2 separate regions of the Homo sapiens genome follow, and region 2 is linked to region 1. The links are chromatin loops, found by intact Hi-C in ENCODE. Cell type or tissue: Calu3. All regions are shown on one strand.

Region 1 (4,000 bases):
CCAAGGCTGTGGCAGTGAGGATGGAGAAGAGACAGTAGACTAACTTGACGAGAAAGAGGGAGGAACGAAGGAGGAGGCCCAGGTGTTTTGGAAGCTGGGTGGATGGTGGTGTGAATCTGACGTGCTGAGCCCAGGCAGAAGAGGAAATCAGGAGAGGCAAGGTAAGATGAGGTCAATGCAAGAAAGACAGTCAAATAGAGATAACAACTGGGCCATTGGATTCATCAGCCTGGAGTTATACAGAGAGCTCTGGAATGGAAATAAAGAGGAAAGGACTTTGGGAATAGGTGAATCCTCCCAGAATAATGTATAGAGAAAGGAGAATAGAACACAGGGGACAGAAAAAGGGAAGAGATTTGTTATTAAAACCAACCATCCATCAGACATCTTCCAATACAACACTTGTTAGAGGTTTCCTCAGTGTGAGTTATTCAGGACCAGAGCTAAAGACCATATTCCCAATAACATCACTGCTGGGAAGGTCTTCATGAAAACATTTAATGCTGCTTTTAAAACAACAACAACAACAAAAAGGCTTTAGCTACCGCACAGACCCTGGAGCAATTTTTCGGCAAGAGTCTATCAAACACGAATCTGATCTGACTCAAGGAGGTGTCATATCAAGTGTAAAAATCCAATTCCAATGTCCATAACAGCCTTTCTTCCAGGTACAAGACCCTAATCCAGTTGAAGTGATTTTCTATTGATTAATAGGCTGGGAATACACAGGTTGTTGGTTTTTGAGATTTCCCTCCCTGTGCCTTCATGCTAGCTGTGAAAGAGTCAAAAGGCTCCTAACTGTCAAAATAAAATTGACACTTGGTCACAGAGGAAACAGATTATAGGTCAATCACATTGATGACTTTTTAACTATGAGAAGCCATTAATGTTACTGAATAAGCAAATCTGTTTGCATAACCAGATTTTTATAGGCTACTGGGAATAAAGGTTTTCCTAAGTAGGTGATTTGTACAACGATAGCCTTTGGGTCTCTGATGGAACAGCTCTGATGAGGAAATGTTCCTTTAATTATGTGGAAGGCCAATTACCACGTTATAGCCACATTGTTTTGCAGATTACATATAATTTCACCATTTCCATAGCTTCAGCACTATAATTCTGGAGAAAATTCAGGCACCAAGGGGACATTGAGGCACACTATGCTGGAGACAAAGATGTTTTAGCGAATTCAATTTAAGCTTCAACATTAAAGTTATTTTGTTGAATAAAACAATGCAATAATGAGCTTGTGTCTGTCAACTCTATAGTGCAGGTAATAACAGCTAGAGAGAGCATGTCGCGTCTCCTCTTTTTAATGCTCATTCAAGTAATACATAATGCTATAGAGAGAAACTTTCTCTAATATGTGCTTCATCTCAGGCTAAGCCTGTTTTGGGCAACTGTCCTTCATGAGAAAAAAAAAAAGTAAAGGATCTAATTTGGGAGCCATTCACAAAAGTGCTACCACTTGATGTTTTTTTATACTCTGAGATTTCTTATTCCCAGTGCCAACCAGGAATGGACTTTCTGGAGAAGCTCAGATTAATCACTCCTTATTAGAGGTGACAGCATGCTGGCAGCCCTCACAGCCCTCGCTCGCTCTCAGCACCTCCTCTGCCTGGGCTCCCACTTTGGCGGCACTTGAGGAGCCCTTCAGCCCGGGGTTGCATGGTGGGAGCCCCTTTCTGGGCTGGCCAAGGTCGGAGCTGGCTCCCTCAGCTTGCAGGGAGGTGTGGAGAGAGAGACGTGAGCCGGAACCGGGGCTACGCACACTGCTTGCCTGCCGGCTGGAGTTCCGGGTGGGCGTGAGTTTGGCAGCCCCGCACTAGGAGCTGCCGGCCAGCCTTGCCGGCCCGGGCAATGAGGGGCCTCGCACCTGGGCCAGCAGCTGCTGTGCTCGACTTCTCGCCGGGCCTTAGCTGCCTCCCCGCGGGGCACGGCTCGGGACCTGCAGCCCGCCATTCCTTAGCCTCTCCACTCCGTGGGCTCCTGTGCGGCCCGAGCCTCCCCGACGAGCACCGCCCCCTGCTCCACGGCACTCAGTCCCATCGACCACCCAAGGGATGAAGAGTGTGGGCGCACGGAGAGGGACTGGCAGGCAGCTCCACCTGCGGCTCCTGTGCGGGATCCACTGGGTGAAGCCAGCTGGGCTCCTGAGTCTGATGGGGACTTGGAGAACCTTTATGTCTAGCTAAGGGATTGTAAATACACCAATCGGCACTCTGTATCTAGCTCAAGGTTTGTAAACACACCAATCAGCACCCTGTGTCTAGCTCAGGGTTTGTGAATGCCACAATCGACACTCTGTACCTAGCCATTATGGTGGGGACTTGGAGAACCTTTGTGTGGACACTCTGTATCTAGCTAATCTAGTGGGGACGAGGGGAGCCTTTGTGTCTAGCTCAGGGATTGTAAATGCACCAATCAGCGCCCTGTCAAAACAGACCACTCAGGCTCTCTGTAAAATGGACCAATCAGCAGGATGTGCGTGGGGCCAGGTAAGAGAATAAAAGCAGGCTGCCTGAGCCAGCAGTGGCAACCCGCTGGAGTCCCCTTCCACACTGTGGAAGCTTTGTTCTTTTGCTCTTTGCAATAAATCTTGTTGCTGCTCACTCTTTGGGTCCACACTGCCTTTATGAGCGGTAACACCGAGAAGGTCTGCAGCTTCACTCCTGAAGCCAGTGAGACCATGAACCCACCGGGAGAAATGAACAACTCCAGACGTGCAGCCTTAAGAGCTGTAACACTCTCCATGAAGGTCTGCAGCTTCACTCCTGAGCCAGTGAAACCACAAACCCCACCAGAAGAAAGAAACTTCGAACACATCCCAACATCAAGAGGAACAAACTCCAGACATGCCACCTTTAAGAACTGTAGCACTCACCAGGAGGGTCTGCAGCTTCATTCTTGAAGTCAGTGAGACCAAGAACCCACCAATTCCAGACACACTTATACACTTGGCACTGGGAGGTCTGTATGGAGCAAGTGAAGAAATCAGCAGAGTGAAGATAGAGGGATAACAACATGATGGGGGAAAGGCAAAGTTACTGCCATGTTGGTTTCAATTCTGCCACTCATGAGTGAGACCCATGACCTCCTCTCTCTAGGATTCTGTTGTTCTTATCTGTAGAGGGAGGAATAGAAGGGCCTTTTAAAGTATTAACATTTCCTGACCTATCTGTAAAGCACTTTCATTCAAACTGATGGGAATCTTGACTACTTTGCCAAGAGGACATAATAATCATCAACCTGAATGCACCAAACAACATTGCCTGAAACTATCTAAGCAAAACTGAGAAAGTTACACAGGACAGACAAACCTCCTATGAGAGTAAGAACTCTTCAGCCCATGCTTAGTGTGTCAAAGACAATGCTGGGTTCACACCATTCCTCTTCCTCTACATGCAGAAAGACTACATTTCCCAGCCTCACTTGCAGTTAGTTTGGAACCATGTGACTGCATTTCCACCAATAGGAATGTAAGAAATCACTTCTGCGCCAAGGTTATCAAAGGCAAGTGTGAGCTATGTTCCCTCTCTTCCTATCCATATGGCTAGAAGTGAAAAACTCTGAGATGGCAGAATTAAAAGATGGAAAGCTCCAGAATCTCTGAATCACTGTTGGACAAGGGCCCCCAAGGAGAACCCCTGCCCTGCATCAGACTATGCTATGTGTGCCAACCCACTGAGAGTTCAGGGTTTATTCATCTCAGCAGCAGTCTATTGTTACACTGACCAACATGCTAAGGTTTGAGAGATCTAGCATATTGTTAAATGAAGCTAGATTTCAATTACACTGAGAACCTTATCTATTTAAAAATAAAAACTCTTCAAAAAAAAACAAATAATCCACATTCCTTTTAACCACATGTGGCAAATTTGCAAAAAAAAAAAAAAAAACAACAACAACAACAACAACAACAACTGGCCACATATTAGGCCATAAAGAAGTCTCAACAAAATCCACTACACGATTGACATTGTCCAGACCACATTATCCT
Region 2 (4,000 bases), 45 kb after region 1:
ATATTAATAAATATAATCCCAATTAATAGTAAACATCAATATTAATAACTACAGTGCGGACAGTAAAACGTAATGCGGATTAAAAATATTAATGACTACAATTAACAATTAATAGCAATATCAATATTAATATTAAAATAATGCTATCAGTTATTAATGTTACTTAAATCCATCATAAGTGATGTTGATAATAAAACAATGATTAATATTAATATTAATAACTAATATTATTTAAAATGACATTAATAGTAAGAATTAATTTTAATCATGCATAATCATATCTTTAAAATAATCATTAATGATTAATAACGTTATACTATTAATTAATATTACCATTGATAATCATTAATGAGACTGATGTTTAATAATTCATAATATTATTATTCCTAATACCGCAGGGGGTGTACACCTACCTGTGACATTGTTCCTAATATCCAGGAATGGAGAGCATGCTATTAGTTTTAATATCGCAGTAGGTGTACACTCACCCTGTGACAGTGATCCTAATATCCAGCGGGTGGAGTATGACATGACTGCCAACATAGCAATGAATGTACAGCCACCCGGTGATATTGCTCCTAATATTCACGGAAGAAGCGTATGATGTTACTCCCAATATCGCAGGGAGTGTACACTTCTTCTGTGATATTGTTCCTAGTATCCCGATGGGGAGAGGATGATAATAATTCCAGCATCGCAGGCTGTGTTCACCCACCCTGTGATATTGTTACTAATATCCTGAAAGGGAGGGGATGATATTACTCCCCATAATAGATAGATATTATTCCCCATAATAGAGCAGGAGGTGGACACCCACCCTGTGATATTCTTCCTAATATTCAGAGGCCGAGAGGTTGATATTACTCCCAATATCGCAGGAAGTGTACACCCCCGTGTGAGATGGTCCTTCATAATATTCCAAGGCGGAGGGGGTGATATGACTACATATGTCGCACAAAGTGTACACCCCCCAGGAATATTGTTCCCATGATCCTGGAGGGAAGAGGATGATATTACTTTAAATATCACAGAAAGTGGACACGCCCCCACTGATATTGTTTCTAATTGCAACGTGGGAGAGGAGGATATGACACCCAATATCGCAGGGAGTAGAAACACCCCTGTGATACTGTTCTGAATATTCAGGGAAGAAGAGGATGATATTACTCCCAATACAGACGGGTGTACACCCGTCTGTGAAATAGTTCATAATTTCCAGAGAGGAGATGATATTACTCACAATACGGTAAACAGGCTGTCAGTCGACCGCGGATCCTAAAAACCAGGGGGGGAAGAGGGGCTGGCTCTTACTCCCCGCATCGCGGGGGGCGCCTCACCCCCCGCCCCCTGCGATGGGGGTCCTAAGAGCCAGTGGGGGGAAGAGGGGCTGGCTCTTACTCCCCACATCGCGGGGGGGCGCCTCACCCCCCCCCCCGCGATGGTGGTCCTAAGAGCCAGGGTGGTAGAGGGGGTGGCTCTTACTCCACTTTGAATCGCGTCACTCAGGGTGGCCGCAGTCGCCCGCAGGGATGTTCCACAGGACAGGGCTTAGCTGCCTAAGGGGCTGCCTCAGCTATTGGTCAGTTACCTCATTTCCTGGTCAGGGAAGGAAAAAATGTAGCAGGACTAGCTGCAGACAAAACCTCTCAGACACCAAGTTGTAGGAGGAAGGGCTTTATTCAGCTGGGAGCATCAGCAAGCTACTGCCTCAAAATCGGAGCTCCCTGAATGCTCAATTTCTGTCTCTTTTAGTGGCTCACAACACTAAAGATTTCACTTGAAAGGGTCGTGATTGATTTGAGCAAACAGGTGGTACATGACAGGGGCTGCATGCTCCAGTAGTCAGTGTGAAACAGACTAGGGCAGGGTGTTTCAAAATGTTCTTCTATACAATGTCTGGAATCTATGAATAACATTGGTTTGTAAGTTATGAGTTGATTTTTAACTACTGGGTTTAGGACCGGCAGGCCCAGGCCTCGTTTTGAGCCTGGCGCGGGGCTGCCTGTTTTGGTTTTACTTCCTTGTTGTTTTTTCTTAAAACAGGTACTGAGTATAAAACAGTATAAAACAATATGAGAGGGTCTCTCTCTTCCCTCAGTACAGCAGCTCATTTCATATTACTACTTCACAAAGGAAAGTGAGTTTAATAAAGGAAGTCACTAAAAATCACTAATGTGATTTCAGTTAGACGATATCAAGTGGACAAATGCAGGAGATAGCACCTGAGTGCATTTAGATCCCCTGGATATAAACTGAGGAAGAAATTAAAGGATCTTCTAGTGAGATTTATTTCCGTGCACTCAGTTTCTTTCTACTGACAATATTATTTTTGAAAACTATAAATCGAATTCAGTGTTTTCAGCTGCAAAGGAGTCACTCAAATACAATATATGCAGTTCTAAAGCCTAGCTTTTTAGTACTTGTATCACAGACTGAGGAAACTGTTGACCAGGAATTATTTGAATAGTGTAATGCTCGCTTTTCCCAGCATTGACAGCAATTTGTTACCAGGAAAAATGTAGCAGACTTACCCCTTTGGTTGACATAGGAAAAATTCTCCAGTTGGTAAGACATGCTTTGAGAGTTTTTAATCACCATAGACTAATTCTCCAGCTTGGTATTTTCAGACACCTGGTAAATATTCTTTTATCAAAGACAATCTTGAACTTCTGTAAGAAAGAAAGGGAAAAAGAATTAGAACCAACGGCTTTTTCCTTTAATGAATTACGTTCTTTTAGAAGATGAGCTGCTGATAAGTTCTTTACTTGGGGACACTAACTTAGGCTTGTATTTTTTTTTTTTTTCCTTGAAAACTAGTTTGAATGTAAAAAGTACACATTTTGGCTATAATTAAAATGTCAAGAAATGACAGATGCTGGCAAGGCTGTGGAGAAAAGTAAGTGTTTATACACTGCTGGAGGGAATGTAAATTATTTAAGCCACTGTGGAAAACAGTTTGGAGAGTTCTCAAAGAACTTAAAACAGAGCTACCATTCAATGCAGAAATTCCATTAGAGTATATATCCAAAGGAATGTGGATTATTACATCAAAAAGACACATGCACTCATATTTTCATTGCTGTGCTAGTCACCATTGCAAAGACATGGAATCAACCTAGGTGCCTATCAGTAGTGGTGGATTGTATAAAAAAATGTGGTATATATGCAACATGGAATGCTACATAGCCATGAAAAAAAAGGAATCATGTCCTTTGTAGTAACATGGATGGAGCTGGAGACCATAATCCTAAGGGAATTAACATCAGAACAGGAAACCAAATACTGCACGTCCTCACTTATGAGTGGGAGTTAAACACTGAGCACACATGGATATAAATATGAAAACAATAGACATGGTGGATTACTAGTTGGGAGAGGGAGGATGGGGCAAGGTTTGAAAAACTATCTTTTGGGTACTGTGCTCACTAGCTGGGTCCAATATACTCAATGAGCAATCCTACACATGTACCCCCTGTATCTAAAATAAAAGCCAAGATATACAGTAAAAAGAAAGGACCTTAATAGTTATATAAAAATTAAAACGAGACACTTTTTTTGGTAAAAATAGCTTATGCTGTTGATGTTAATGAAGTTAATTTTTGATAAAAATATATATAATTTTTGTTATGTATTTATGAAAATAATAACCTGTTATAGAGTCAAAGCTTTAATCAGAATCTCACATGGGTCATTGGCCCATAAGAGTTTAATCATTATTCATCTAGATTGGTTTCAACTTCCCAACAACTCAACTCCACTACTCCAAACCCCTGATAAGGGTTAAGGGAAAACAAAATCATTTAGGGTTACCGAAATGAGCTGTCCCAATTCCAGTAATGGTGAACTAGCTTGTTGTAGACCAACTCTTGCACGAAGAACAACTAACAGAACAAAGTCGGCTTCAAAGCATTGGGGAGGTATCATGGCACTGAGGGATGGGGCACATGAGGGTACAGGTGTGACCAGTGTGGATCCATGAACAATAAACTGCCACTTTTCC

What was found. Hi-C counts contacts between places; a loop is a spot of excess contacts. Peaks named below come from ENCODE experiments on the same cell type or tissue, not always from the same donor. Only the 100,000 strongest peaks of a DNase experiment are listed, where the experiment ranks them.
Region 2: it touches region 1 in a loop (7-fold over the local background); 1 of 110 quality-filtered maps calls a loop at or near these places.

The regions. Positions count from the first base shown.
Region 1 is chr12:8,402,537-8,406,536 of GRCh38, forward strand. No RefSeq gene overlaps it. Among named protein-coding and RNA genes, the nearest start is that of LINC00937, 14 kb to the left of the region's middle. In Calu3, no CTCF peak of the experiment used is centred here; no DNase peak of the experiment used is centred here.
Region 2 is chr12:8,447,901-8,451,900 of GRCh38, forward strand. No RefSeq gene overlaps it. Among named protein-coding and RNA genes, the nearest start is that of CLEC6A, 6.1 kb to the right of the region's middle. In Calu3, no CTCF peak of the experiment used is centred here; a DNase peak (open chromatin) is centred at 1,581.